Linked DNA regions of Mus musculus: regions 1, 2 and 3 are each linked to region 4. A link is a loop called in an ENCODE intact Hi-C map of the cell type or tissue named here. Cell type or tissue: left cerebral cortex. All regions are shown on one strand. Links, peaks and the distances in the headings refer to the core of each region. The heading gives the core; the rest is flanking DNA.

Region 1 (7,431 bases), core at 1,584-6,583, 92 kb before region 4:
TGTGGAGGCTTAGCTCCACATCTTTCTCCACTGCACGCCTGGTAGCAAGCCCCTGCATGGCCCATGCCAGGGTAGGATATGGAAGCCCCTGAAGGCTATGGCTGTTTACAGAGTCAACCCAATGAACAAGGAGCAAGCAGAATCAAGCAGAGAGCCCAGGAAGACATCACCAGGCTCTGGATCCAGCCTTGCCTGAATGTGTTCCAGGCAGAATTCTTTGAGAGCTGAGCCACAAACATGATTGTCAGGCCCCAGGAGACAAACAGTCCCTAGGGTCGGCATTGGCCCCTCACATCCTGAATGCTTTTCTAATGGACACTAGCGGCAGTGGGGAGAGTGTTCTAGAAGCTTTGATGAAGAGTGCCTGAGCAGACTGGGCAACAATAAGGGGTCAGTTACCACCTGTTACAGAGCAAACCACTCTTATGAAGTGCCTTAAAGCAAATGATAGGGGTACCCATGTTCTGGATTATAAAGACACACATGTACTCCACATTGTGACAAAGAGGCAACATATACATGCTAATGCTGCACATGGCTACCGGCTTGTTGTTTTGTGTTAATCTCCTCCCAGAATCCCGGAGGCTGTTAGAGGAGTGTGAAGTTGGTACTGGGCAAACACTAGACAGCTTTCCAAGACGTGCCCAAGTCCAGACATCCAGAGAATGAGGGACGAGTGCAGGGATAATGAGAAAGGCACAGATATCACAGGTCTCAGAATCGGAGTCCCCTACCTGCCCAGAGGGGCAAGACTATTACAGAATGGCTAACTACCACCTTCTGCTTCTCTCTGTAGAATGTGTGGCGGGTGGTGAGTTGGAAGACCGTTTTTGAGGATATTGGTCCATGGTCTTTTTCAGACTGGGGGCTCTCTGAGTGGTTCTGAAGATCCAGTTCCTGTCCACTGATCGGCATCCACAACGGACAAGAAACCTTGAGCTCCTATTCTCTGAGTGCATAAGGATGTCTTAGTCAGGGTTTCTATTCCTGCACAAACATCATGACCAAAAAGCAAGTTGGGGAGGAAAGGGTTTATTCAGCTTACACTTCCATGTTGCTGTTGATCACCAAAGGAAGTCAGGACTGGAACTCAAGCAGGTCAGAAAGCAGGAGCTGATGCAGAAGCCATGGAGGGATGTTCTTTACTGGCTTGCTTCCTCTGGCTTGCTCAGCCTGCTCTCTTATAGAACCAAGACTACCAGCCCAGAGATGGTCCCACCCACAAGGGGCCTTTCTCCCTTGATCACTGATTGAGAAAATGCCTTACAGTTGGATCTCGTGGAGGCATTTCCTCAACTGAAGCTCCTTTCTCTGTGATAACTCCAGCTGTGTCAAGTTGACACAAAACTAGCCAGTACAAAGGATTACTACATCGGTCCAGTATCCCAGGGATCTGCCGTTCCTGCTGGGTCTCACTGGGAGGATCATCTCCAGCTCATCATGTCAGAGTCTCTGCTGTGTCTACAGTCATAGAGACCTACTGGGACAGGTAGCCCAGGTGGCCTCACTCATGTCTGGAGTCTCAGCTAGGGTTTCTGGGATGAGGGGTAGATTGGGCCCTTCTCAACAGAGTCTCTTCTCCCTGTAAAAGCTCTGGCTGGTCTCATATCTGCTCTGGAGACCAGGCTGGCTCTGGGCCTATGTCTACCTGGTGCCTTTGCCTCCCTTGGGCTGACATTACAGGCATGCCCCCACCATGTCCTGTTGATTTCCTGTCATTTAGTTTAGCTGGGCATGTGGTGCACACCTTTAATCCCAGCACTCTGGGGACAGAGGCAGGTGGATCTCTGTGAGTTTGAGGCCAGCCTGGTCTACATAGTGAGTTCCAGGAGAGCCTGGGCTACATAGTGAGATCCTGTCTCAAAACAATGAAGATCTTCTCTAGGCTTTCCTTTTTCAAATCTATAGTGTGTGTGTGTGTGTGTGTGTGTGTGTGTGTGTGTGTACATGCCATGACATATGTGTAGAGGTCAGAGGACAACTTTCAGGAATCAATTCTCTCCTTTCGTTATGTGGGGTTCAGGATTAAGCTCAAGTCGTCAGGCTCGGCAGCAAGAGCCTTCACTTGCTGAGCCAATTTATCAACGCTGTATAGCAGTAGTTTGTCTGTCTGTCTGTCTGGTTTGTTGTTATTGGCGGTGGCAGTGGTGGTGTGCGTGGATGGGCACATGTCATCCAGAGGTCAACCTCAAGTGTTTTCCTCAGCCATACCCCACCTTAGTTTTTGTGACAAGCTGAAGCTCAAGTGCACCAGTTTAGCTGGACTGGCTGGCCAGTGAGTTCAGGGATCTGTCTGTCTGGTCCTCCTCATGGCTGGGGTGACACACCCACTCTTGGCCTTAGGTGTGGCTGCTGGGGATCCATCCTCGGGTCCTCAGGTTTGGTGGTAAGCACTTCACTGGACTGGGCCATTTGCCAGCCTCTCTTCTCTGGCTCTATGCATGAGGTGGGCGTGTTCCAAGAAAGCCAGGCACATAGTCAGTCGTTTGAGCTCCTGCCTGTATTCTCTTGGCTGGGATCCCTTTGGCCAAAACAAGTCCCTGATGTGCTCTAAGCCACTGTGGGGGCAGAGTGAGGAAGTTCAGCCCTGTGGATGTCATGGGGATGTGGTGTGAAGAACAAGGCAGGCCTGGTTCCCCTTCTGTCTATAAGCCCAGGTCTGGGGTGTGGGTGGGGAGGCTTCTCGAGGGAGGCCAACTACAAGCATGTAAGAGATCCAGTGTAGACTGAGCTACTGAAGAGCCTAGGCTTTGGTGAGAGGACTGATCAGGGGAGGGGGGAGCACAGAAGAAAGGGCTACTGAAGGCCAGTGCTCTCAGACTCAGTAGCAAGAACTCAGGCCCAGGAGCCAGGTGGAGCTGGGTTCAAGTCTTCTCTCTGTCATTCACCAGTTCTGTGGCCAGGGACCTCCACGTCCTCACTGTTGGTCTTCCTGTCTGTGCAACTGACTGCACAAGGTTGTGCAATAAAATGTGTTAGCAAGTGCTTCTCTCGAGAGGGGAGCAGGCTGTAAGTGGCAGAGACCGTAGCCAGTGCAACAAAGGGGATGTAAGATGACAGTGGCTAGTGGAGCCTGCCACAGGCGTCAGGAATCCTTAGAATGCAGGGGCTCAGGATGGCTGAACAAGAGGGGAGTACCCCTGCCTGCCAGCCTCCTGCTGGGACCACCCTTTATCTAAGGGTCAAAGGCTTGGGGGTCAGAGTGGCAATGCACTTAACAATCTGGCTCCGGACAAGACCATAAGAACAGAATGCATTTTCGCAAGATGAATGCACCCCATGCTCTATGACTGTAATGGGCCCCGTTGTGGTCCATGCCCACTTCATATGCTGGTGTCTGGGCTCCCAACAGCATGGGGTTATTTTTGGAGACCGGGGCCTCGAAGTGGTGATTAAATTAAAATGAAGCTGTCGGAGTGGCCTTAATCCAGTCTGACTGCTGTTTTTTTTTTATAAGAGAGAACTTAAACACAGAGACGCCATGGCACATGTGCACAGAGGAAAGGTCATTTGGGAACGTGTCAAGGAGTGAGGGCTCAGAAGAAAGTGTGCCTGAGGCTTGCTCCCTCAACTGTGGATCTCTAACACCCAGAACCAGGGAAGTCAGTCAGCCTGACATAGTCAGGACCGTAGTGCTAATCTTATCCAGTGACATGGTGACCCAGAGAGGGGCTCTGCGGACAACCTTGGTGACATGGTGACCCAGAGAGGGGCTCTGCGGACAACCTTGGAAGTGCATGCTATTTTTTATTGGTTGGTTGGATTTTATCTTTTAAAGATGATGATGGTGTTGCTGCTGCTGCTGCTGATTTCGAGACAAGGTCTCACTATGCCTGGCTAATCTGGAACTGTACGTAGACTGTTAGGTTGACTGAGCTGACCTATAACTCGCAGAACTCCACCTGCTTCTGCCTCCTGAGCTCTGGGATTCAAGGGACAAACCATGGCTTCTGATTTTGAAGCTACCTTCGAGCCTAGTTACCCTGCAGTAGGAAACTTGTGTTAAACCATCTCAGTGGGCCACCCTGAAGGACGGTAGGCACGCCCCCACCCCCACCCCCTAACCCCCCAGCAATCTCCATTATTCACCAGACACCTGGGAGATGATGTCTCCAGGTCAGCCATAGACTCTTTCCAGCTGGTGCCCAGATGTGTGGGACAGAGCCAGGGTGTTCTGGATACTCCCTTTCTAAATTTGGACAGGTAGAACTCATGAGCATAGTGAAAGGGTTGCGTCACTCATAACTCCCTCTCCAGGGCACCCCCAAAGGAGCTCCCACCAGCCTTGATCTGTCCTGTAAAAGCAGAGAAACGTCCAGGTATAGTGACACCTGCCTGTAATCTCAGCACTGGGAGCTGAGGCAGGAGGAGTGGGAGTTCAAGGCTAGCCCAGGCAGCACAGCAAAACCCTGATCTCGACAACCAACCAGATCCCAGCAGAACACTCCCGGCCTTGACAGAGGGGATGCTGCCACCTAGTGGCCAACAGAATCTGCACACACAGCTCTTTTTCCGAAACTCTTAAGTAACTCATTCACTCCATAGATCTTCACAGTCTGTCACTGTTGTGGGTTAAATGTTTGTAAAAAAACAAAAAAAAAAACAAAAAAAACAAAAAAAAAACCAAAAAAAACAATATATATATATGTATGTATGTATATATATATCATGGGGGCTGTAGAGATGTCTCAGTGATTAAAAACACTTGCTGCTGTGTCTGGCGTGGTGGCGCATGCCTTTAGTCCCAGCACTCAAGAGGCAGATGCAGTTGGATCTCTGTGAGTTCAAGGCCAGCCTGATCTAGGTCAGCCAGGGCTACACAGAGAACTCTTGTCTCAAAAACAAAACAAAACAAAATAAAAAAAAACAACAACAAAACAGATAAACAAGCCAAAAAAACCAACAACCCCAAAATGAACAAAAAGCCAAACAGAAACCCCCACACTTGCTGCATTTGCAGATGACGTAGGCAGTCCACGGCTGCCTGTGACTCTTGTTCTAGAGGGTGTGAGGCTTTCTTCTGACTTCCGAGGGCATCGGGTATGCATGTGCTGAACATACACACATGCCGGCAAATACTCATGCCCATAAAATAAAAGCAAACATTTTTAAAGGCTTATATAATGTGTAGAATACGTAAGGAAGATACCAGATGTTGGCCTGTGGCACACACACACACACACACACACACACACACACACACACACACAAAATCTTTCTCTTGAGAGAGAGAAAAGGCTTCTTTGCAATGATAGAGAGTAGGCCATATTAAAAGGAATGTAATGCCTGCTCAGTGTTTATAACCCACCAGACACACCATCCCATCCCACATAGTGACTATAAGAGATTTTATCATCCCCATTTTATGGTTAGGGAAACTGAGGTGAGGGGAGCGAGAAATGGCCACATCCTGGAGGGACCCACTTACAGGGTCTGGGGTCTTCAGCCAGGAGACACAACTAACTCACTTCCCGCTGTTCTGTGGGACCTACCATTAGTCTGTTGGGACTGAACCCTGTGAGAAGCCAGCAGAGCGGTGACCTTTACAGTTTTATTCCCCCAGCGATGTGGGAAGCTGAGCCAATCTATAGGGATCATCGAGGAGACTAGCCCTCTGCTGCACATGTGCCTGTCACATACTTCTAAAACACAGAGACATCCCACGGCGGGTGTCATTTCCAGCGTGGCTATATTTTTCCTCCGTCCTGTTGGCCACACGTGACATGTTCCACGGATAGCTCCATTTCAGTTCATTTCTGTTGTTTAGAGTCCCATTACTTCCCTGCTGGCAGCCATTTAGCCTGCTGTGTGTTTGCTCTTACAGATGGACATTGGTTCTACTGCATAGGTGGGGATTTTTCTCTAGGCAGGCATGGCCATTTCCTAGGTTTCCTATTGTTTTTGAGACAGAATTTCGTGTACCCCAAGCTAACCTTGAACCTTTCACCTCCACCAACTAAGTGCTGGGATTACAGGTGTGCACCACCGCTGCCCTGGGGATCGAAGCTAGGGTCTTGCACTTGCTAGGCAAACACTCTACCCACTGAGCTACACCCTAAGCCTGCTTGCTGGGGTGACTGGTTGTGCATCCAACTTTCTTACATAATGCCATGTCGCTCCAAGGTTCCACAGTCCTCATTTGCAAGAACGCTGGCAGACCTTCTCTGTCACGTGGCTGTGGGCTTACATCCTGGCTGCCATAGTTACATTTCCTGATGGTCAGAAGCTGGGCCGCTCTTCAACCTGCCTGCTGTCCGGGGATAAACATCCTGTCGTACCACCTCAGCACTGTGTGTGTCTCTCCTAAGTCTAGATTTTTAAGAACTCGGAGAGCTCTTCCTCCCTTGCTTTAGGTGGGAACATGCAGGCTTCCACCTGCTGTAGATGTCCCACATCACGACTGGGGAACCTGTCCTCTTTGCTAGGCAGTGATATCCAGGCTCAACTACAGACAACAGAAGATTAACTGGAGAGCTGAGGGCCGCAGCCACTGTGCAACTGAACAAAAATGGGAGTGAAGAAGGTTATGCCCCATAACTTCTAAAATATTACTTGGCTGCATTTTAGCTTCTTATTCTGAGACAAGCTGCCTTAAATTAACTCTACAGACGACAACAGGAGACCTGGCAGAGCAAAACCATTGATGCCACAAATCAGGATGGAAAGACAATGAGGGAGAAATCAGGCTTCCACAGTGCCCTTTGCGAACTTGACCTAATGACCTAGAAACTCCCAGTAGTACCACCCAGGGGACCCATGTACTCAGCAAGTTGGCCTCGAGGGGACACATATGTACTTAAGCCATAGCAAAGAGCCTCTTTGCAGACATAGCCATAGCCCGAGGAGCTGAGGGTAAGAACTTTAACATATGCATCGGAGTGGAGGTTGAGCCATGACACTATGACACTGCCGAATGTGAGGGGGCAACATTAATTCAATAGTCACAACTGGATACAAAATTACAGCCCAGTGCCTGGGGCTCTGAGTGACTGTATTCTTTATTATTTTTTTTAACTAAAATTTTTATTTCATGTATATAGGTTAACGTATATGGGTCTGTGAGCTGTCATATGTATGGGTGCTGGGAATTGAACTCAGGTCCTCTGGAAGAGAGTGCTCATAATCACTGAGTCATCTCTCCAGTCTTTGAGTGTACTCTTGGAGGTCTTCCCTGAGGAAGTGACATTTGAATCTGGACTTGAAGGAAGGGTGGAGACATGAACCAGGCAGAGGGGAAAGGGCGAGACGAAACTGTTGGGCTGAACGTCTGGCACAGGCTGCTGTGGGGGCATCCAAAATGGTTTTGGAGGTGGTGACATCCTGTACCAGACGCCAGTCATCTGAGCACTTTTTAAAACTGCAGATCCCAGGCCTCACTCCAGGGCATAGACTGCAGATCTTCAAGGACTCTGCCTCTCCCACCCTACCCCC
Region 2 (7,431 bases), core at 799-5,798, 77 kb before region 4:
GCCGCCTCACCCTGTTCTTAACTGAGTTCTCTTTTTATTACTGAGCTCTAAGAGTTCCTTATATGTTCCAGATATTCCCTCCTGTTCTGTAGGTCATTATTGGTTGACTTATGGTTGCCATAACAAAATATCCTGGACTGATTGATGGCTTAAATCACAGAAATTTATTTTGCTTGTTTGTGTAGACTGAAGTCTAAAATGAAAGTTGGTAGGTTTGGGAGCCAGGAGTGGTTGTGCATGTCCGTACCTTAGCATTCGAAAAGTAGGGAGGAGGATCAGGAGTTCAAGACCAGCCTTGGCCAGATAGCATGTTCCAGGCTAGCCTGAGCTATCGAGTAAAACTGTATAGAATAAAACTCCAGAGGCAAGTAGGTTAAACTTCGGATCCATTTTAAGTTATTTCTGTTTGTGGTGTGAGGTAGGGGTCAGTCTTCATCCCTTGGCATGTGACTCAGTTTCCCCAGAGCAATTTATTAAAGACTGTTCCTTCTCCACTGAGCTGCCTTGGCACTCCTGGTGAAGGGGCTGCAGATGCAAAGCCTTCGATCTGGAGTCTCAGTTTTGTTTCATTTGTCTGTATGTTTGTTCTTACAGTTTTACCACATTGTCTCGGTCTTGATTGCTATAGCTTCCTAGTAGGATTGAAATGAGGAGGCAGGGGTCCCCTGAGTACAGTATGCCTTCCCTTTGGGTGTCTAGTACTGTGAGAGATGTCAGTGAACTGTACAACACCCAGATTTGGTACCCCCTACCCCAGTCAAGACTTCGGTTTTCGGGGAAGGGGGGGAACCCAGGCTCTAAGTTCTGTGCATGCCTAGAAGAGAGATAGATGGTTTCCCCTCCCACTCCGCCCACAGCTCTTGATGGAAACCTTCTGCAGAGAACAATGGCCCCTCTGGGTTATTTTAAACTTCACTCTAAGCCTTCTCCACCTGCTCTGCTGTCTCTAATTGCTCCAGAAACAGCGTCATTCACAACTGGATTATTAATGAACTGAGCGGGGAGCCTCGGGCACATGAAAGGGGACTTCAGACTTGGGGAAGTCTTCGAAGGACCCAACCAGAGGTGGGTTTTGTTGTTTTAAGACAAGGTCTCATGTGGCACAGACAGGCTGGCCTCAAATCCATAAGTATGCCTGAGAGCTGGATTTACATGTGTTTGTTACCACACCTGGTACTGGCACACATGCAGGGTACTGGTGTACACACAGGGTACTGGGGGCTGAGCCCAGAGTTTTGTGCCTGCTAGGCAAGCACTCTATCCACTGAGCTATATTTCCTTACTCAACCCACAGGGTTTTGCTCCTCCAAGAAAAGTAACTGAGTGTATTCAGCAAGTAGGAAATCAGGCAGGGTGTAGTGACCCTGCCTTTAATCCCAACATGTCTTTAATCCCAGCACTGAGGAGGTAGAGGTCACCGGATCTCTTGCTTTTAAATCCAGCATGATCCACATAGTGAGTTCTGAGCCAGTCAGGGCTGCTGAGTGAGACCCTGTCTTAAAAGAAAATAAAAAGGAAATCAGTACACTTGGTGTTGCTCCCGGCTTTACCGGTTCTATGGTTCTATCCCTGAGTGTTTCAAACAGGATTACGGGAGGATCCCTGAGACCTAAACTGTGAATCTTGTCTGCCTCCCCAGCTGCTTAGCCCTGGGTGCCTCTGGCTCTAATCTGGAGGCTGGGAAAGTGCAGGAACAAAGCCCTTTGTGGAGAAGAGAACCCCATTGTTCTAAAGTCAGCTTTCAGGGAATGCGGATTCCAGAGAATGTTTGGGATAGGGCTTTTCTCTTTGTCCACTTTCTCCCCTCTCCCTGGGGGGAGGAGCAATTTAAAGGAGCAACTTTCAAAATTAGATTAAACAGAGTTAAACCCATTGCCTTCGAGGGAAGGCACACACTGCAGGATCTTCTGCCCAGCAGCCGCCTAGGTTACATGACAGAAACCCAGGGCGTTTGGGTCTTGTTCTTAGCAGGAAACCTCAAGGAAGCAGCTGGGCCTAGATCTTCCGGGCACCTCAGCTGGTGAGAGTCATCAACCTAGGCATGACCACTTCCTTCCTCCTTCTCTTCACCTCCCCTCTTTCCAGAGCGAAAGAGTGACTGGACTCCACGTCACAGGCCATGGTCTATTGCCTTTTCTCAGGTAAAAGACCTATCTATATAGCCCCGTCCTCTAGATAAGGCCTGGCCAAGTTCCTGATGTTTGTGGAGCCTTCAGAATCAAGCTCAACGTGGGAGATTGACTTTCGGGCACTGAACTGACCCCATTCTCTGCTACTACAGGTAGGATATTATCCCTTTCTGGGCCTCACTGGGTCTATCTGTCAAATGGGAATAAAATACCACCCTGGCTTCCCCCCCTGTCTGTACTGGAGGTTAGAGGTGGGACACAGTCAAGGAGAACTATCCTGAAGCCTGACTGTGTCTCAGCTGCTTCCAAATTCCTGCAGCTCAGAAAAGGGGTCTTCATTTGGAGGGCGCTAAGATCTAGACCTTCTTGTTGCTCGGTGACAAGCCCCTTGGGGATGCGCGGGCCCACCCCTTTCCCCCGGGAGCTGAGGCTCCGCCTTAAGGGAGGAGTCAAGAGGCGGCACGGTGGCTCGCTACCCAGCCGAGCTGGCTCTGTCGCCGCACCACCAGCTGCGGCTCTGGGACCTGCGGATCGAGCCGGGGCCGGAGCCGCCCGGGGTAGGGCTCGAGAGAGCGGGTGAGTTGAGCGGCGCCGCATTCCTCTCTGCACTCTGCGGATCCGGCGGGCAGGTGTCTCGGGCCCTTCCAGTCTGGCTGGTGGAGAGGGGTGGCTCAGCCAAGGGAGGGTGGCTTAAGATAATTGGGGAGGGGGGCGGTGGCGGTGGAGTGTGCTGGAAAGGTGCAGTCTCCCACATCTCGCTATCGGATGGGGAGGCTGGTGTAGAGAGTGAATTGGCAGGGCTGCGATGGCTGGATTCTGGGGGGCGATGTGAGGTCCGTGGTCTGTCTGGGCTACTGTCTGCCAGGGTTACAAGGCTGGGTGATGAAACCACAGAACACCAGACGCCCTGGGCAAGCGGTCTACGAGCCCGGCATGGGGGCGCCGCCCCCTCGCGTGGCGGCGCTTGGTCTGGGCAGGCAGCGCGCTGAGAGCGCTGCTCCGGGGGTGGGAAAAGTCCCGGGGGCAGGCGTCCCTAAGGGCAAACCTGACCTAGTGCGGGATCTCCACCCCTAGAGAGTGTCGGTCGGTCCCGGTAGCCCCCGGCGGGGTGATTCCCCAGAAGGGATGCTCTCGGCCTCTTCGCCCGCCGCCTTGGGCGCGAGCTGCGGGTCCCGGCGCCCAGAGCGCTCCACTCCTCGCGAGTCCCGCGCATCCGTTCCCGCAGGGAGCAGCGCCCCCGAGCGCCCAAGACAGGCAGAAACGGCGCAGCCCTACCCCAGAGGTCAACTGAGGGGTCTCCCACAAGGTCACGCAGAGCACCCTGATCGCCCCGAGTGGGAGCGAGGAGCCGGAGGCTCTCCTACCCGCCTCCGTAGCGGATGCAGACTCTCTTCCTCTGCGCTCCCCTCCCAGCCCTGCCTCCAGCTTTACGGAAGATGTTGCTGATGCAGCTTCCAGCCCCGGGCGGATAATCGGGTCTAGGTGAGCTGTGACTACGGCCCTCTCTGCAACCCACTGGAGCGCCACCACTACTGGCCAGGCCTGGAAGCCTTTGCTCTCCTGGAATCAGAAGGGGGGGGGGGCAGAGATGAGGCTGCACAGAACGGAAAGCCGGTGCTTGTGCGCCCATGTGATTACACTGCTCATAAAGGGCTCCTGTTCTTGCTGTCAGAGGCGCCCACCAGCTCCTGGTTCCCGGGAGCACCAGGTGCGGCCTGTGAATCGCCCTCTGTAGAGGACCCGGAGCCCGATAGTGCCAGGCGCCGTTTCCCTCCAGGCTATCTGGGGAAGGGGCTGGCGGTCGCTCCAGGCCCTCGGGGGGTGGGGTGGGGGGACTTCTCTGTGCGCCTTATCCTGCCATTTCCTGCAGCCAGTAAGGTACCGGAGTAGAAACGGCCTCCGTGGGGAGGGAGCTTTCCTTCCAGGCTGAGCTCCGCACAGCTCAGCTGAAGACTTGCTGTCTGCCCGCGGGCCCTGCACTCGGTTCCCCATCACCACAGATCTCTAAGAAGTGGGGTGAATGGTCGCTGTAGGGTAACAGGGAGGCCTCCCGCGAAGCTCTTGGTGCATCGGAGCATCATGGATGACCCTGCTAGGCAAACCCGCCTTTAGTGAGGGTTTGAGCGGGGCGTGTCCCCTAGCCAGGTGCAGAAGTGGAACCCTGGTGGGTGGTTCTGCAGGGGCTGGGATGTGGGGTTCCACTTTTCCTCCCTCACTCAGTTATGTCACAAAGAGCCAGCTTGTAGGAGGCGGTAGGGACCAGTGACTCCTTCCAGCGTGCTGCCTGTTTGCAAGGCCTTTCCCACTCACGTTCTCACCACCTTCTCTCCCACCTGTCACCCAAATCCCATCTTCTCTGCCCCAGTCCCTGGAATTCTGTGGGCAAGATGACAATAGACCACTCTGTCAAGAGTCTATCTACCATTGTCTCCCCCCGCCCCGCCCCCAGATCTTCTCAGCCTTTGGAATGGCTTCCTTTAAGAAAGCCTCTTTCCGATTCAAGGTGATTTTCACTTGTGTCTTAGGTGCCTCAGACCCCTTGGGAAGTCCCCTTGCGATGGGACAATTCAGCCAAGCCTAAACTTCCTGGTTAGAAGTACCAGGTAAGTAAGGCCGGTATTTGGTGCCTATACAGACTTTGGACTCTTCTGTCCATGGAGTCTGGGAACCAGAGCAGCAGAGGAACAGAGGTTAAATTCTAATCTTGCTGCTTGGTGTTTTTATGAGCCCGAGTCACAGAGCCAGGGGAAGCCGAGGCAAGGAAGTGGTTTTCTTTAAGGCCAGAAGTTTCCTATAGAGCACCTTTGAGTCAACGACTTGTCCTATCTTGCGAGAACCCAGTTCTAGAGCCTCAGGGAACTTGTTCTAACCAATAGCAACCAAGTGGACACAGGGCAGCAGATTGCAAAGGCAGCCTGGATTCAAGTGCTGGGTTTTGATCTCCTAAGACACCCTCTCGTGCTGACCTTACCCGCTCTCCTGTGCCAGCACCCTGTCTTCCAACCCCCATCATGCTTGCTATGCTATGGTAAACAGTGGGTCCCAACGGACATTCCAGACCAGGACAGCCTCTCTCTCAACAATAAGGCTGATCTTAGAGATCAGCCTTGGGGGAGGGGGAAGGCAGGCACAAGCCCATCACAGCCAAGAGTATCAAAACCCAAGGAAGCGATATGAGTCTAGTTGAAATGACAGCTCTAAGCTGAAAAGCCTTGGAACTCTGGGTAAAGCTCTTCCCAGCCCCTTCCCCATTTCTCTTCTGGGTAATAAGAATCCTACTGTGGTCATCTTCACGGGGCTCTAAGGACCTGGTGAGACCACAGAACACAGACACGCTTAGTGGGGGTGCTGGAAGGCAGGGAGGAAGTGACTCTTGTTAGTAACACCTCTGTTTCTTTCTTTCCTTCCGGGCCCTCAGATCCTGCCTCCTCCCCTGCTACAGGGAATTCATACTTCTTCTGACTCCAGTTCTTGGGACAGAGAAAGCCTCTTTAGCCTGTCTCCTGGGCAATGTCCTGGGAATTAGGCCTCTGGAGGACCCCTTTCTCCAGGGTCCTTTGTACATATCTCGTGCTTAGCAAGGGGTTGTCATAACCGAGGCAGCTCTGGGGAGGGGCGGTCCTCAGGGGAGAGGCAGGCCTGCAGGCAGAGGGTCTGGTGTGGTCAAAGCTCCCATAGGAAGAATGGAATGAAGAGCACAAGGAGCCCTAGGTTTGAGCCATCACACTGTGTGACAGAATCTTTTCCCTCACATGCAGGTAAGCTGCCTGCTGGTGGTAAAGTGAGCAGAAGAGATACTGTGGGTAAGGATTAGCTCAGGGCTGTCCCTGGATGAATAAGTGTTCGCAGATGTTAGTTGCTATTATTATTAGTCTATTATTACCAATAACAGGTGGGCTACACGTATGGTGGGAGCACATTTGATCTCTTCAGTGGTAATCTTCCAGGTGGTGGGTAATGGAGGGGTAGGCACCCGGGCATGGGGAAGAACTGCGTGTGTGCAGGCTGGAAAGCTCTGGATGGCTTTGGTGAGCTGTGGGTGGGAGTCACTGCTGAACCCAATCAACAGTGTGATGCAGGCAGGTCCTGGTAGGAAGGCCAGGGAAGAAGTCAGAGGTCATCCTGCCAGGGGCTGTGCATGGTTAAACGCTCGCTGACCCGAAGCGGCACTCTGTAGCCTCATCAGGAGGCTCTCTGCAAAAGGCTGCCTGACTGAGAAAGAGCAGGATTAATTTCTGCACGGGAGGAAGAGCGGGGCTGCGTTTATACTGAAGGCTATATTCTCTATTCCTATTCCTTCTTGGTCCCTTCCAGCAAGCATAAAGTTTTCTCTCCTTCCCTCTGCCTGACATGCCCCCCCCCCATGCCAAATTCTTCAAAAATGCTCTATGCCAGCTGGGCATGCTTGGGTATATATGTAATCTCAGCACTCAGGAGGTGGAGGCAGGAGGATAGCAAATTTAGGGACAGCCTGGGCTACATGGTGAGACCTTGAGGGGAAAAAAAAAGATATTGTGTGTTTTTTCCTGTACACTTTTCTAAGCTGGCTGCATAGTGTTTGGTTTCTCTGACTTTGTGCCCCTTGGTGCTGAGCAGTGGGCTCCTTAGAGGTGGATCACCCTATGGTATGCTCTTGGGACCTGCCCTGACTTTTTGGGAAATTCCTGAGTGCAGGTGACTGTGGGGGGAGGTGTTCCTGGATGTCTCAGAATCCAGAATGGCATTCCACTGGAGTCCTGCAGATGTGCTTCAGTGAGGGCAGTTTGTAGCTTGATTGATGGGACAGGTGGTGACCGAACCCCCAGGTGGCCCCAGGCAGGAATGAGCCTTTAGGATGGCTGCTCAGAATATTGTGTGGCTATAGGTCCTGCCTACAGAGAGAAGACATTCAAACACTTGCTTAACCGTTCTTTTTCCACGATGACAGTTTAAGTTCAGGGTTTGAATCCTGATTCTACTTTCCACCAGGTTTTGGACCTTAGGCAATGGTTCTGTTTCTTTGGGCCCCCAATTTCTTCATCTGGAAACACAGATCATATATATTGTATATATAGCACACATATAAGGGATTCTGAGTTCTCCTAAGGATTTTGATCCTATGTAAAGTGATGGGTTTCTAAGCTCTGTGTGTGTGTGTGTGTGTGTGTGTGTGTGTGTGTGTGTGTGTGTGTGTGTGACTATGTACTGAGGCTAACCTTGAACTGTTAGTTCTCCTATTTCAACCTGGGCCCTGGGGTTATAGGGGTGCACCCCTATGCGTGATGTGGCTTCTAAGCTGTACATGATCTTGGTATAATGTCTA
Region 3 (7,431 bases), core at 1,157-6,156, 200 kb before region 4:
CATCTGTCCATCTGCCTGTCCATCCATCACAGGCTCCACCATTCTGCACTCCCCTGGTGTAGATACCTGTTGAGGCCGGCCTGAGGCTCTCATGTCTGGGTTCCAGCCTGGAAGGCATCTTGGAATCTGGAAGAAAAGAGGGAATCTAGGCGGGTAAAGAGAGAAATGGAGTCAAGACTGAATTCTGATCAAGACTCAACTTTAATGTCAAACATGCTTTATAAAGAAGAGAGGAGGCCCATTCCCAGTCACACAAAGTTCCTTTGAAGTTGTCAGAACAGCCTTTTAGTAGGAACTCACGAAGATCACAGTTAGGCGCGCTAACTCCGAGAAAATCTCCGAGTACTGGTCTGGTCTGGCCTCAGACAGGTAGCAGGTAGTGGCATATCAAAGGAGAGTGATGAGAAGCAGTACAGCAGGTGGCTCTGCCTAAGTGGCGGATGGTCTGAGCCAGCCTAGCTAGGCTGGAAGGAGGTAACAGATACCCACTCCCTCTATCATGGGTGCCATGTTTTGAGCCACTACTTAGAGCTCTTCCTAGGACTCTGAGGGACTGTGCAGAGGCCAGGATTTTTCTTCCCTGCATTCAAGTCTAAGAAGACTACATTTTCTTTCTCTACAACCCCAACCTCTCAGCCAACTCGCAGCCCTCCGGTTCCCCCATCACCCCTAGTTTACTCTAGCAAGAGTGTCCAGCTTTGCGACTCAGGGGCATAAGTCCTGCCCAAGGGAGGCCAAAACCAGACATCAGAGATATCCCTGCTCCCACCAAGAACATTGCCCTGAAAACATGCAGAGAAGCAGGAGTGGGATCGGGGTGGGGGGAGGTAATCACACAGAAGGGATCACACACCTGGTCCTAGTCTGCGGAAGTTGTAGATGGGACAGGAGCCCGAGATGATCCTTCTAGCGCTCAGTATTCCTACCACACAATTGGCACCATCCACGGGGGCTGCTCAGGCCATTTGCTCAATCCATTAGTCTCCTATCCATTTGCCCATTGGCCCAAACAACTTTCCACCCACATATCCAACTACCCACTTATCAGTCATCTGCCTACCCATTTGACCAAACAATTCCCACTTATCCACCACTCACCACTAATCTAGCTATCTACTTATCATCTACCTACCATCCATCATCCACCGATCAGTCATCCATCCATCTGTTATCCGCCCACTCACCCATCCCTTATGCATTTACCCGTGGACTCATACTCATCTCTCTATCCACCCACTGCCTACTCAACAATGTGCCCACCCACCCACCTACCTCACATCTATTCATCTATCCACTCTGCACCCATTTATATACCCAGCCACTCACCCAGCTAGCCATTCATCAGTGTTTTACCTGCATACCCATTCACTAGCCACCCATCTACCCCAATCTACCCACCACATACCTGTCCACCTACCCATCTTCCATCTTATCCCTCCCCTCATCCACAAGTTAGATGGATCCCTCCAGAAGCGAGTAAATGCATTTTTCTTTGAGTAGCCCCAGATCTTCTGACTTGAGCCAGCTGCTGTTTTAAATGCATCAGCAGTGGGAGCGGTGGGGGCTGGACAGATGGCTCAGTGGTTAAGAGCACACACTTCTCTTCCAAAGGACCTGGGTTTGATTCCCAGAACCCATGTGGCAGCCCACAGCAGTCTATAACTCCACTTCTAGAGATTCTGATGCCCTCTTCTGCCCTCCATGAGGCACTGCCTTAGTCAGGGTCTCATTGCTGTGAACAGACACCATGACTATGTCAGCTCTTATAAAGATCAAGATTTAATTGGGGCTGGCTTACAGGTTCAGAGGTTCAGTCCTTTATCATCAAGGCAGGAGCATGGCAGCATCCAGGCAGGCGTGGTGCAGGAGCTGAGAGTTTTACCTCTTGTTCTTGTTCTGAAGGCAGCCAGAGGACTGGCTCCCATGTAGTTAGGAGGAGGGTCTGATTGTCTACCCCAACAATGATACACTTCCTCCAACAACGCCACACCTCCTTCACCAAGGCCACACCTCCTTCACCAAGGCCACACCTCCTTCACCATAGTGCCACTCCTTGGGCCAAGCATATTCACAGCACCACAGGCACACACTTAATATATTCCAGCAAAGCATTCAAATGCACCCTGGGCTTCCCATCTCTGGGTTTCTGCTTAAGCCTTTCACTCTGCCTGGATACTCCTTTCCCTTTCTCCAAAGGCAGAACTTGGATGTGGTGGCGCATGCCTTTAATCCCAGCACTAGGGAGGCAGAGGCAGGTGAATTTCTGAGTTCGAGGCCAGCCTGGTCTACAAAGTGAGTTCCAGGACAGCCAGAGCTATACAGAGAAACCCTGTCTCAAAAAACAAAACAAAACAAAAAATAAGGGATGCTTATTTTTTTAAAGACTCAGTTCAGGGTCAGTTGTTCTGCTGAAAACCCCCTACCTGCCTCCCAGACTCCCATAATTCCTTTTTCTTTGCATGCAACCCCCTAACTTACATTGCTATTAAAACACAGTGAATTGCAATTTTTTAAAGATTTATTTTTATTTTATCTGTATGAACTTTTGGCCTGCATGGGTGTGGCCACACCACATATGGCCCTGCTCCCTGCAAAGGTCAAAAGAAGACATCAAATCCAAATAGGGGGAGTTCCACGTGATGTTGGATGCTAGGGACCAGCTAATGAAAGAGCTGCCAGTGATCTTACCTGACAGCTCTTGGATGCTACCTTTTTCCTGTTATAGGAAGTTTTTTTTTTTTTTTAAATATTCCTTAAATACTAGTTTTTTACTAGTTGGTTTTTTTTTAAAGTATCAAACAGCCCAGATGTATACAGCAAGATAGAAATCTCATCAACTTCTCCACGCGTGTCACTGTGATTAGGCTTCTACACCTCATAGTCTGTCGAACCTTGGAAAGAGGGTCGCTGGGTCTTTGCTAGATTCTCACACTGCACAGTGGCTGAGCTGACCTGCAGTTCTCCAGGAACTCTGCAGGCCAGATGTGTTTGGGGGACATCTCTGCATGGTGTGCCAGTGAGAAGCTTCTCTCAAGCACAGCTCTGTCCAGTAGCTCCAGGGACTGCTCGATCCTGAGTCCAATACTCCGGGGTCCTCATTGGGGCTAAACCTCTAACATCTCTGGAAGCTGCTTCAAGGTGTCCGTTTCAAGCCCTGTGCGGGAGAGGCAGCGGTGGCTGAAATGGGGCCTTGCTTGCCACTGCCATATCAACTCAGCTGAAACATGATTCTTTCTGGACAGGTCGCCTCTTTCTTGGTAGCTCAAGTGCGAAAACTGAATGACAGTAATGGCCGTCGTTCCCAGCTCTGTGATGGGGGCCTCAAGACTTGGCTGTGGAGGACACACGTGGACAGAGACAAGGCTGGGGAAGGGCTTGAGGCGGTGAGTGGCTCCCATACCAGGCGAATGGAGAAACCGAAGGGGGAGAGAAGGTTGAGGGGCGGGCATCCGGGTTTTTCCTAGGCCCTGCCACCAAACTGCCATGCATAACCGTCTGTGACCTCCAGGCGGCGCCGGAGCCGCATCTCAGAGATCAAGGAGCTGGTGCCGCGAAACCAGAGGCAGGGGCTGAGGGATGGGAAGCTGGCCTGGTGGGAGGTTCTGGAAGTCACTGACTTGGCCCTATGGTTAGGAAGTCCTTTGTGAGCCTGGGGCGGGGTTCCGAAAGTGGATAGGGCTACTCTGAGGAACAGGGATGTGGAAGAATCGAAGATTCTTTCCGGAACATGGAGCAGGAAGGAGTTTTCAACACAGCCACTTGGGAAAGTCGTGTGTGTGTGTGTGTGTGTGTGTGTGTGTGTGTGTGTGTGTGTGTGTGTCTTGTGTCTGTGTGTGTCTGTGTTTCTCTGTGTGCCTGTGTATCTCTGTGTGTGTGTCTGTCTCTGTTTGTATGTCTGTTTGTGTATCTGTGTGTGTGTGTATGTGTGTGTGTCTTTGTATCTGTGACTGTGTGTGTTGACCAGCAGACATGAGCCAGGGTGTACATGTGCACATCTGTATGTAGCTCGTATGTTCATGCATTTCCACACCTGGCTGTAGACGTGGGCTTGTGCATGCATGTGATGTTGAATACTGGTCTAAGTATTACACGTGCGCATGAATTGCAGGGATGGAAGGGTCTTGATTCTTTATCTCCAAATCTTCACCTCCAGACTCCCAAAGTGGCAAAGATCCAGGTCCAGGCGACTTGGCCTAGCATGGATCTTCTGCAGGTGCCTCTGAATCCTAGCACCAGGGTGACCCACGTCTTGAAGCTGTTCACAGAGCACCTCAACCCTGGCTCACAGCCTGAAGAGGGCAGTGAGAACCCAAACAGCCTTCTCTCACAGTAAGTGCCACCTCCCTGAGGCAGGAGCCTCCATTCTGCCCTGCATGGTGTGGAGAGGGATAGGGTTTGGTCCCTTCCAGCTGAAGGCCATGAGGAGTTACACATGTCTGTCCCTGGCCTTCCCCTTTCTGTGGTGGTCAGCCTTTTTAGAACTTCTTGGCTCCAAATAATAATGAAAAGGGCCACCATTCATTACTGATTTTAATATATATTAATAAATAGCTACTGTAGATCAGACGGTGCATGGAATGCTAAAATGGCAATGAAAGGCCTTAACAGAGGGGCTGGAGAGACAGCCCAGTGGTTAAGAGCACTGACCACTGTTGCAGAGGATTGGAGTTCGGTTCCCAGCTGCCCTAGTCAGGCAGCCCATGACCACCTGTGACTCCAGCTCCAGGGTACACAGCAATCTGGCCTCCACAGACACCCACACACATGTGCATGTACACCACCCCCAACTCGTAACTAAACATAAATAGCCAGCTGTGGTGGCGCACGCCTTCCCAGCACTTGGGAAGGCAGAGGCAGGCAGATTTCTGAGTTTCAGGCCAGCCTGGTCTAAAAAGCAAGTTCCTGGACAGCCAGGGCTGTTAAATAGAGAAACTCTGTGTCAAAAAAAATAAGAAAGAAAGAAGGGAAGAAAGAAGGAAAGAAAGAAAGAAAGAAAGAAAGAAAGAAAGAAAGAAAGAAAGAAAGAAAGAAAGGAAGGAAGGAAGGAAGGAAGAAAAAAAGGAAGGAAGAAAAGAAAGAAAGGAAAAAGAAAAGAGAAGAGAAGAAAAATGAAAAAAAAGGAAAGAAACAAAAGGAAGACAGACAAGAAGGAAGAAACAAACAAACAGACAAACAAAAGAATAGAAATAAATATTTAAAAAAAAAACCAGCTGGGGGTTGGTGGTGCATGCCTTTAATCCCAGCACTTGGGAGGCAAAGGCAGGCGGATTTCTGAGTTCAAGGCCAGCCTGGTCTACAAAGTGAGCTGTAGGACAGCCAGGGCTATACAGAGAAACCCTGTCTCAAAAACAACAACAACAACAACAAAGGTTCTGGCCTTTACAGGCTCATGCCATGAGAAAAGAGACAGACATAAATTAAGTAGCTGAGTCAAGTTAAACACTATATTGTCTTATATAACATGAATTGCACTGAGGTGCCTACTGTAACCTGAGGAGCAAACAAGGCTTCCGGGCACAGAACCCTGCATGTGCAGAGGTCCTAAGGAAGCAAGAAACGGTGTGGCCAAATGCATCAGGGGGCTGATACGTAGCTGTCATTCCCAGGCACAAGGAGTAGCAGCCGGAGTCCTTGGGAGCTTCCTTCCTGGGGTTGGCACAAAGACCCCCAGAGTATCAGCCCTTACCAAGTGTCTGACCCAATTCCTTCTGATACTAATGAGAAATCAAAGGCCAAAGGCATGTCCAAAGACACAAAGCTAGTCAGGGGTAGATCCTGGATCCAAATCCAGGATACCTATAATCATCATCGGATAATTATACACTTGTATTGTTATAACCCACACAGAGTCATACACATTCCTCCTTGATGCAGAAGCCGGTGCTCACAGCAGGGTGCTCGCTCCACTTGTCACCCTGACCGAACCCCCTGAAGCCCACTTCTGATGCCCTGTGGCAGAGCACCTGGGGCTGATCTTTCCCAAGGACTGACTACCTCCCTGCCTCTCCCTTCCCCTCTCTGCTTCTGGAGGCTGGTCTCTTTCATTGGCTCCTGTTCTCTCAGAAGAGTCCTCAGGCCCTTCCTACTAGGACCACAAATCCCTGAGGATGCTCCTTCCAGACCTGGGGTGGCCTTGCCTTGTGTAGCAGAGTCCAGTGGACGTTTTTCTCTGTCTTACAGTAACACGAAGCCGGTCACCTTCCTTGTTTATGAAGTTGGAGGAAATATTGGTAAGTTCCCTGGTGGGAAGTGAATCTACAGGGAGGGGGGGCTTCAGGCTTCCGTCTCCCCTGCCGTGAGGGTCAAGATGAGCACGGCTGACTTAGGCACTCTTCCTTCGTGGGCAGCTCTACCCAGAGCTGACTCCTGGTTAGTGTTTGGTGTGAAAGCTGTCAGTGCTCCCACGGATGTCTCAAGGACACTCTAGGGGAGGGGAATCTCAGCCCTGAATGTGGAAGTCTTTATGGATGCTGTAGGCTCAGCAGCATCTGGCTCCAAGTGTCCTTGCTTTGTGAGAGCCAGGGACAAGCAATGACCCTCAAACTTGAGTAGGGCATTAGAGTCTTTCAGGACTGTGATGAGAAATGGCGGTATCTTGTGAGCTTGTGTTTCTAATAATTTCCCCGTGCATTTGAGGCTGCTGGTCCAAGGGTCCAGGCTTCCCTCAGAGAGCCAGTGGCCAAGAAGGGGAGACAACACCAGGTCCACAAGCTTTGGGTGATGATGGAAAGGCAGCTTTGCATGGAAGGAGTGTTAGAGGCTAGGGAAGGTATTTTAGGAGCTTGCCAGATCCACCAGGGGGCGCTGGGATGCATGCTTATATGGCTGTATCAGCCCTGAAGGCTGCTGGTCCTTGACACCTCTGGTGTGGATGCTTGGGGACTGCATTTCCTGGCAAAGCATCTTCTACTAACAGAAGAAGTCTCTTCAAAAAAAAAAGGGGGTAACTGTGAGCCACGGCAAGGCTCCTATAATCAGAAGGTGGTACCTTGCCTGGGGAGAGGCTCTTGAAAAGATAACAGCATCTTTCCCTGCCACAGTCTCAACCTCTGGAATCCCGCCTCTCCACAGGTGAACGTCGCCTGGACCCAGATGCCTACCTCTTGGATTTGTACCGTGCCAACCCCCATGGAGAATGGGTCATCAGACAGAGCCCCACCTAAGAAACAGCCTGGAGATCCAGCCCGGCAGCAGAGCTGGTCACATGGGAAGGCCAGGTCTTCATCCAAAGCCCCCCTTGCAGGAAATACCTCTTCTATGGCAGACAGCACAGAGCTGTCTCACCACATACGCAGAGCCCCGGAGGATGCTGCCCGGGTACCTGCATCTCTCCAGGGGTTTGTCCACAATTTCCAGACACAAAGGGAATAAAAACTGTGACAACTCTCTCAGGAACAGGCAGACGTTTCCAGAAAAATATTGCTCCGGAGG
Region 4 (7,431 bases), core at 1,244-6,243:
ACATGTGCGCGGTCACAGGCTCTGAGGACAGGGGTTCTTTGTTCACTGTGTCCTCACAGGCAGCTGAGAAAATTCATTGTAGAAGTTGAGAATTGACAGAGAGTATTCACGGCCACCAGGACATCCCACTCGCCCTGAGGACAAAGCCGACTGACTGTTTTGTTGTCTAAGGTCACATGGCCAAGACCTATGGCCATGAAGTGGGTGCTATCGAACACATGTCCTTTCCAAGGGAATGTGGTGACATCCCTCCCTGCCTGGGGATGGCCTTGGCTGTCACCACCCACATAGAAGCTTTGTCTTCCACGGCCAGCCTGTAGCCCCCAAGGGTTAGTCCTGCGGGAATTCTTTCTCCAAAAGCTGAAAGTTGGCTTTAGTTCAAGGCTGTATTGTGTCTCCTTCCTAATGCTCAGAGTAAAGGACAAATCTCGGCTGTCCTGCATGAGACCCTGGAGGCCTGACGTGTTCAGCCTCCACAGCGGGCTCCTCCCTATCATTTGTTCTCCATTGCCCGTGTCCTCACTCAGTAGCTCTTGTCCCCAGCAAGTGCTTGAGAGCTGGACTGTGACAAAGGTACTCTCTTCTTCCAAGTGACCCATCCTCTCCTGTCATTTAGCACTAGCCTGACCCTCTGAGATGACCTCATCCCAGAAGCTGAGCCTCACCGCAACGTAGCCTGCATCTTCTGTCCATTGTTGTGTTCCAGCATCTTTCCCCATGCTTGCAGACTGTAGGCACTCAGCAGGCGCACACTGAATCAGTGAATGACCATACCTGACCCTTCCCCTGTGCTTGTTGCCTGAGTTTTTGAGCAGACAGACTTGAGGGTAGAGTGGTGAGGAGAAACCAGGCAGCTTGAACCCCATGGACTGAGACAAGCCACACATATCTGATACCTGTAAGATGCTGGGACAAGGCCACACCCACCGCATTCAGCTCTGAGCTGGAAGGCTGTCTGCCTGTGTACTCTTGGCCCTTACTGTCCTCTAGGGCCTCAGGCATCCACACTTAGGTAACTGGCTTAGTAACCTCACTGGGTCTTACCCAAGGACGCTCCCCCCCCCAACCCCCCCCAAAAAAAGCAAAGTCCAGCTTCACTCACTCTGGAGTGCTGAGGATACACTAGAGGCGTGACCCTCAGTCTACCTTGGATTTGAGACCTAAAAGGCAACCACTGAGACTGGGTAGTATTCATTAGCCAGAGGCCTAATGATGGGATAGCCATAAGGGTAGAGTTAGATTTGAGGCCTGGAACTGTCACTCACTTGTGTGTGACCTTGGACAAATTCCTTATGCTCTCTGTGCCTCAGTTTCCTCTCCTGTGAGAGAGAGAGAGAGAGAGAGAGAGAGAGAGAGAGAGAGAGAGTCTCCATCTCCCTGGGTTGCAGAGAGGATTGAATGAGCAGAGGTAAAACCTTGCAAGCAACACTTACCAGAAGCTATGCAGTAATCAGGCTGGGGAGAACGCTCCCACGGCTAAGCACACATACTGCTCTTGCAGGGGACCAGAGTTCAGTTCCTAGCTCCTGTGTCAGGCTTACAACCACCTGTAATGCCAGCTCCAGGCGATCTGACGCCCTCTGCTGGCCTCCACAAGCACCTGCATGCACACATGTATATGCCTACATACACATAAACATATGCACGCAATTAAAGATTTTTTAAATAATCTCATTTGAAAAGATTTGAATTATGGGGCTGGAGAAGTGGCTCAGAGGCTAAGAGCACTGGCTGCTCTTCCAGAGGTCTTGAGTTTAATTGTCAGCAACCACATGGTGGCTCATAACCATCTATAATGAGATCTGGTGCCTTCTTCTGGTTGCAGGCATACATGTAGATAGAACAGTATATACAATAGTAAATACATGAATCTTTTTAAAAAAGATTTATGATTACAGTTTATCATGTGCCTACCTCACAAAGCACCTCATTGGTATATCTCAATTTGATCTTCATAGCCACGCTCAGAAACACTGTTATCCTGTTTTATATCTCAAGAAACTGAGGCTCGGGATGGGGCAGCTCTATTCTGTGGACAAAGATGTGGATATATGTCCTGTGTGTCTGTATGGACCAGCATAGTGGCCACAGAGTTCTGTGGCTAATGTGACAGGAACTGGATTCTAACTCTTACTTAGTTTTAGTGAATTTAAACACAGATGGGGCCATTTTAGATATAAAATCTCTGGGTTCTAGGTCAAACGGTGGATCATGGCAGAGCCAGGGCTAACAACAGTAGCCTTGACTGTCTGGATACTGTAGTTAGAAGGGCTCCAGGGATCTCTCTAGGTGCTATCTTTGCCTTTATAAACTTTTGGGGGACCCTCCCTTGAATTTGGGGTTCCTTCCATTCTTTCCCACCCTACCTCCTCCTCTTCCTTGCTGATCACATGACCTCCTTGGGTCCTGCTTTTCTTGGGGGCTACTGAGCCTCTAGGAACACACAAGGAGAGGTAACTACCCAGGGTCTGAACCTAGCTATGTAGCACTCTCCCCTAACGCTAGCCTGGCCACACTTGACTTGGCTCCACTTTGGGAAGGTCCTTAGGAGGCGTCTGCCCACGCTGTCCCACAGACTCTCATTCTTGATCATCCAACAGTCCCTTTTACTCACCCACTCTTGTGTCAGGTTAGGGATAGAGGGTTAGGAAGAGGCCGTGCTTACAGACTGTGTGGTGTGCTGTGACCAGAGGCCTAGACATAACAGCTGGGGTGACGCCGTGTGGTCAGCGTTCACACGGATGGAAGCAGAGGTATCTGCAGCTTGAAGCTCGAAGCTGTTGGCTTGCCTGAAAGGAGAAGCGACACAGGCTTCCAAGAGGAAGGACACCTGAGCTGGGGCTTGAAGTAAGAGCTTATGAGTATTGTGTGCATATGAGTAAGAGTCTGCCAGAAAGAAAAAAAAAAGCAGCATTTGGAGCAGAGCGAACACCCACAGAGGCTTGAAAGAGCTGCTCAGCCTTGCAAGTTTGAGAGTAAGGGAGTAATTAGAGGCATAGAGGAAGTGGGGCTGGCCAGGTTGAGAATGGGACCTTCAGAGTCAGACTGTTTGGACTTTATAGAATGATTTTTTTTTATTGTGCTGGTACCCTATGTCTGTCTGTCTGTCTGTCTGTCTGTCTGTCTTTTCTCTCTCTCTCTCTCTCTCTCTCTCTCTCTCTCTCTCTCTCTCTCTCTCTCTCTCTCTCTCTCTTTTCCGAGACAGGGTTTCTCTGTGTAGCCCTGGCTGTCCTGGAACTCACTTTGTAGACCAGGCTGGCCTCAAACTCAGAAATCCGCCTGCCTCTGCCTCCCAAGTGCTGGGATTAAAGGCATGTGCCACCACGCTCGGCTCTCTCTCTCTCTCTCGCTTTCTTATTTGATTAGCTTTGTAGAATCTTACTATGCAGCGTAGGCTAGCCTTGAACTATGGTCCCATTGCCTCACCTCCCTAGTACTGAGAGTGTTGGATGTTGATGATATAATCTTGAATGAATCTATTTCTGGCTATGTGAGTGACTTTGTGCTTCTTTGAGCCAGTGGGGAGGAGAGGAGCCCCAGGATTGTTTTGAGGGTTAAATGCTGCAGTGAATGGCCAGAGCACCTGCCTAGTGTCTGGTTCTACAGGCCTTCCAGAAGTATCAGCCTTTCCTGTTGATAATGAAGCAGCATGCTGTGGCCTCCCAGCTGTGTATTGCTACATACAACAGGGGTGGCTGGGATACCCACAGAGCCTCTGAAGGCTAGCCAGGCAGCTCAGGTCTGCTTCTCTTGGACAAGGGGAACCTTGTGAGATGTGCAGAGGTCACACTGCAGGACTAGATACGGTAAAGCAGAGGGCATCTGGAGGTAGAGATGATGCAGTGCATGCTGAGCCTCGGGAATGGAGACAGACACTTAGGAGCAAACACTCAGCTGGCTCTCTCGGATGTGGGAAATGAAGCCACAGAAGCCAGCCTACTGCAGGTGCCAATTCCCACTGTGGTTCCATGGTGACTGCAGGGCCTGCTCTCTGCCCCCCACCCCCACCCCATCCTCATAGACACCCCTGCACCCATCCTGGGATCACTCCCACAAGACCCCTCAGCTCTAGGTATGCAATCCCCTGGTCTTACCTCCTTACAACCAGGGGACTACTTACTTCCTTTCTACTGATGCCTCACTCCAGCGCCTGTGTCTCCCTCTACTGGTTATATTGTGCTCCTGCATGGTTCTCCTGCCCCATGAGACAATAGAAGCCCTAATGGGCTGATCTTTCTTTCCCTTTCTGTCCAGAAAAGTACCTTCAGACTTAGCCATGCTAGACCAGCTGGTAGGAAGAACTGGCTCAGTGGCACCATCTGTGCACACGGCTGCTCCTTTCCTGTGTGTTCTTCTGTTGCAGAGTCCTGGCTGGCTGGGACTATGCTTGGGGCTGTGCTAGTGTCCCACCCCACCCCCACCTGGTGTCAATGGGCTTACATAGGAGCTCCTGATCTTTCTGTTGGCTTCCTACTCTTCTCCAAACATATATTTGTGTGTGTGTGTGTCTGTGTGTCTGTGTGTGTGTGTGTGTGTGTGTCTGTGTGTGTGTGTGTGTGTGTCTGTGTGTGTGTGTGTATTTACGTTGGCCAGGCCAACACTATCCCTTAATTAGGTGACTTCAACATAGCCTCTCTCTGTCCCTCTCAATGTGGATATGTGCACTTGCACAAGCATGTGCATGCACTTGGATGCACACCACACACACACACACACACACACACACCCTCTCCTTCACAGTGCCCTGAAAACCAAACCTGGCTTAACTAGACAGCAGGGGTGAGCCCACGTCCCTTGATACACACTTGCAGAGCGGCCACTGGCCCACCCTCTGTCCCCACCTCTGTCCTCCCTGGATGAGGCTGTGTCCCATGGTGAGCCTTTCACTCTCTGTCCCTAGAACCTGTGTTCTTTTGGGGGAGCTGCAGGATTGGACCCCGCGCCCCACCTGATGGGGCTCATCCACCTATACCCCTAGCTCCATCCAGGTGCGAGCACAAACAGGCTATCTCTGTGAATTGTCTGTGCCAGAGCCCCCAGAACCTGCTGGGAGGAGTCTCAGTCACTCGAGGACCTCCGTAAGATTTGCGTTCCCAGATCTGAAATTTGTAAAAAGCCAAATGCACCTGAGCAGTCCTTGAGCTGAAGGATGGGCTAAGAGTCCCCTTAAGATGTCGCCTGGAGAAAGCTGTCTGGGGTTTTAAAAGCGCATTCAAATTGTCTGCAGCCCCACTAACACTCATAAAAACACTTTATAGCTGACGGGGCCATTTGCTGAGGCTATTTTTACCTTTCTCATTATTAACTTCCCTAAGAGGGCCTCACCGAAAGTCACGGGCAGAACTTACAATACTCAGGCTCCGCCTCTGCCGTTTTCCTCGTTCTCCTCGGGATCTCTGGTGGGGAGCATGTGAGCTGTGTCCCCGCCAAGGCATGGGCCGAGCCTGACCTCACTCTGCCTCTGTTTCCCTCCCAGTGCTGCATTGACAACTTTGAAGAGATTGTCAAGCTGCTGCTGTCCCACGGTGCGAACGTGAATGCCAAGGACAACGAGCTGTGGACGCCCTTGCACGCGGCAGCCACCTGCGGCCACATCAACCTGGTGAAGATCCTCGTTCAGTAGTACGTGCCCACCCCTCCCTGGGGCAGCCTGTGTGCCACCTCCACAATGGCATTTTCCGTGCTCATTAGTCCTCCATGCCTTTCTTCCCGCTCTTCCAATCCCCCTCCATCTCCTCCCTGGCCATCAGTTTTCTTTGCTCTATCTTCCTTCCCCAAACTCCCCTTCTCTCTCTCTCTCTCTCTCTTTCTCTCTCTCTCTCTCTCTCTCTCTCTCTCTGTATGTGTGTGTGTGTCTTTACTGCTTTCTCTCTCTCTCTGTGTGTATGTGTCTTTACTTCTCTCTCTCTCTCTCTCTCTCTCTCTCTCTCTCTCTCTCTCTCTCCATCACTCCTGACCTCTCCGTCTTTTCCATGTGGTCTCTTTCTTTTACAGTTTTTACTCTTTTTACAGTTTTTGGGTCGCAATGCCAATGGCGTGCACTTTAAACTTCTGGCTGTTTTATACAGCCCATGCTGTCTCCCTTGTTGAGAACTGTCACCACCATCTCTGAAACTCACTTCACCTTGCAGAGCCCACAACTATCAACCAAGATGATTTGTCCCATCCCCATCTATGCCCACCCTGCCCTCACTCCCAGACTACTGTTCTCCCGCACCCTACCTCTGTCTGCACCAGCAGCTCATTTAAGCGCAAGCAATGCCTGTCTTTTCACGACTGGATTATTTCACTTAGCACAATGTCCTCAAGGTTCATCCATGTTGTAGAGGGCTCAGAGACAGACTGTGTATCCATTGGCCCATTGATGGTTGGCTCAGAGACAGACTGTGTATCCGTTGGTCCATTGATGGTTGGCTCAGAGACAGACTGTGTATCCATTGGCCCATTGATGGTTGGCTCAGAGACAGACTGTGTATCCGTTGGTCCATTGATGGTTGGCTCAGAGACAGACTGTGTATCTGTTGGTCCATTGGTGGATGCTGGTTGTTGCGACCCTTTGGTTGCTGTGCATTGTGGTGCTGTGGACCAGATTCTGCTTCCCGTTCATTTGGAAACATACCCAGATGTGGAATTGCTGGGCTCTGTGATAACCATTTTTAATTTTTAAAGGGATTTTTCTAATGTCTTCCTAGTTCCCCGTCTTACATCCTGAGGGCCTGTGCCAGGCCCTGGGCACACAGGCTAGGAGAGCAAGGCCAGTGGGTGAGGTCTTAGAGACTGACGGTGTCTGAGTTCAGGGACGAGGGACGGAGAGCAGATGACCACTCCAACAGGTCTTGGCAGAGCATCAGAGACCCATCAGAGACCTCCCAGGAGGTCCCTGAGGTCAGGGGAAATGGCAGCTTCGTGTACTTTCCTGCTGGTCTGTATTGGAACCACGTGAGGCACAAGTGTAAAATTTATGTTCCCCAGCCTCCTGGGTTCTTTTAGAGTGGTGGAGAAAATCCACAGAGCTGCATATGGTGTTCATGGCTACTCAGGGATTTCTGCCGTAGAGAGCGCCACAGTCATGCCTGGGTACCACTCTCATCTCCATTGCTGGGATAAGTACTCTGGCAGAACACAACTTAGGGGAGAAAGGATCCGTGCAGTGGCCTACAGTTCCAGGTTACAGTCCTTCTTTGTGGGAAATGAAGGCAGGAACTCAGAGCGGCTAGTCATATCGCTCAAGGGCGGAGAGAAATGACTGCCCAGATTGCTTAGAGCTCTTAGAGTCCTCCGCTCATACATAGACCAGCACTCTGAGTTAGCATTCTCTACACAGGCCAGGGCCCCAAACACAGGATCGATGCCACTCACTTTCGGGCTGAGTCTTCCAGTGTCAGTTAAGGCAGTCAAGACAATCCCCCGTAGACACGCCCACAGCCCAAC

Evidence for each region. Hi-C counts contacts between places; a loop is a spot of excess contacts. Peaks named below come from ENCODE experiments on the same cell type or tissue, not always from the same donor. Only the 100,000 strongest peaks of a DNase experiment are listed, where the experiment ranks them.
Region 1: it touches region 4 in a loop (7-fold over the local background); 22 of 42 quality-filtered maps call a loop at or near these places.
Region 2: a loop joins it to region 4, with 6 times the contacts of the local background. A loop is called at or near these places in 24 of 42 quality-filtered maps.
Region 3: it touches region 4 in a loop (2.2-fold over the local background); 19 of 42 quality-filtered maps call a loop at or near these places.

Annotation. Positions count from the first base shown.
Region 1 is chr2:158,648,740-158,656,170 of GRCm38, forward strand. No RefSeq gene overlaps it. Among named protein-coding and RNA genes, the nearest start is that of Mir3474, 14 kb to the left of the region's middle. In left cerebral cortex, for the core only: a CTCF peak has its summit at 4,477 (motif pointing left); DNase peaks (open chromatin) are centred at 4,466, 4,756 and 6,158; H3K27ac peaks cover 662 bases.
Region 2 is chr2:158,664,545-158,671,975 of GRCm38, forward strand. It overlaps Ppp1r16b (protein phosphatase 1, regulatory subunit 16B), which reads left to right and starts at 2,591. Exons shown (of 11, transcript NM_001159662.1): 1 at 2,591-2,705. In left cerebral cortex, for the core only: a CTCF peak has its summit at 3,374; DNase peaks (open chromatin) are centred at 2,610, 3,084, 3,420, 3,747 and 1 more place; H3K4me3 peaks cover 3,572 bases; H3K27ac peaks cover 3,972 bases.
Region 3 is chr2:158,543,466-158,550,896 of GRCm38, forward strand. Arhgap40 (Rho GTPase activating protein 40) reads left to right here. Exons shown (of 15, transcript NM_001145015.1): 12 at 3,243-3,383; 13 at 4,154-4,329; 14 at 6,181-6,230; 15 at 7,072-7,163. The coding sequence ends at 7,163. Among named protein-coding and RNA genes, the nearest start is that of Arhgap40, 34 kb to the left of the region's middle. In left cerebral cortex, for the core only: a CTCF peak has its summit at 3,494 (motif pointing right); a DNase peak (open chromatin) is centred at 3,505.
Region 4 is chr2:158,741,042-158,748,472 of GRCm38, forward strand. Ppp1r16b (protein phosphatase 1, regulatory subunit 16B) reads left to right here. Exons shown (of 11, transcript NM_001159662.1): 4 at 5,477-5,622. Among named protein-coding and RNA genes, the nearest start is that of Fam83d, 23 kb to the right of the region's middle. In left cerebral cortex, for the core only: CTCF peaks have their summits at 1,583 (motif pointing left) and 4,192 (motif pointing left); DNase peaks (open chromatin) are centred at 2,884 and 4,214; H3K27ac peaks cover 2,163 bases.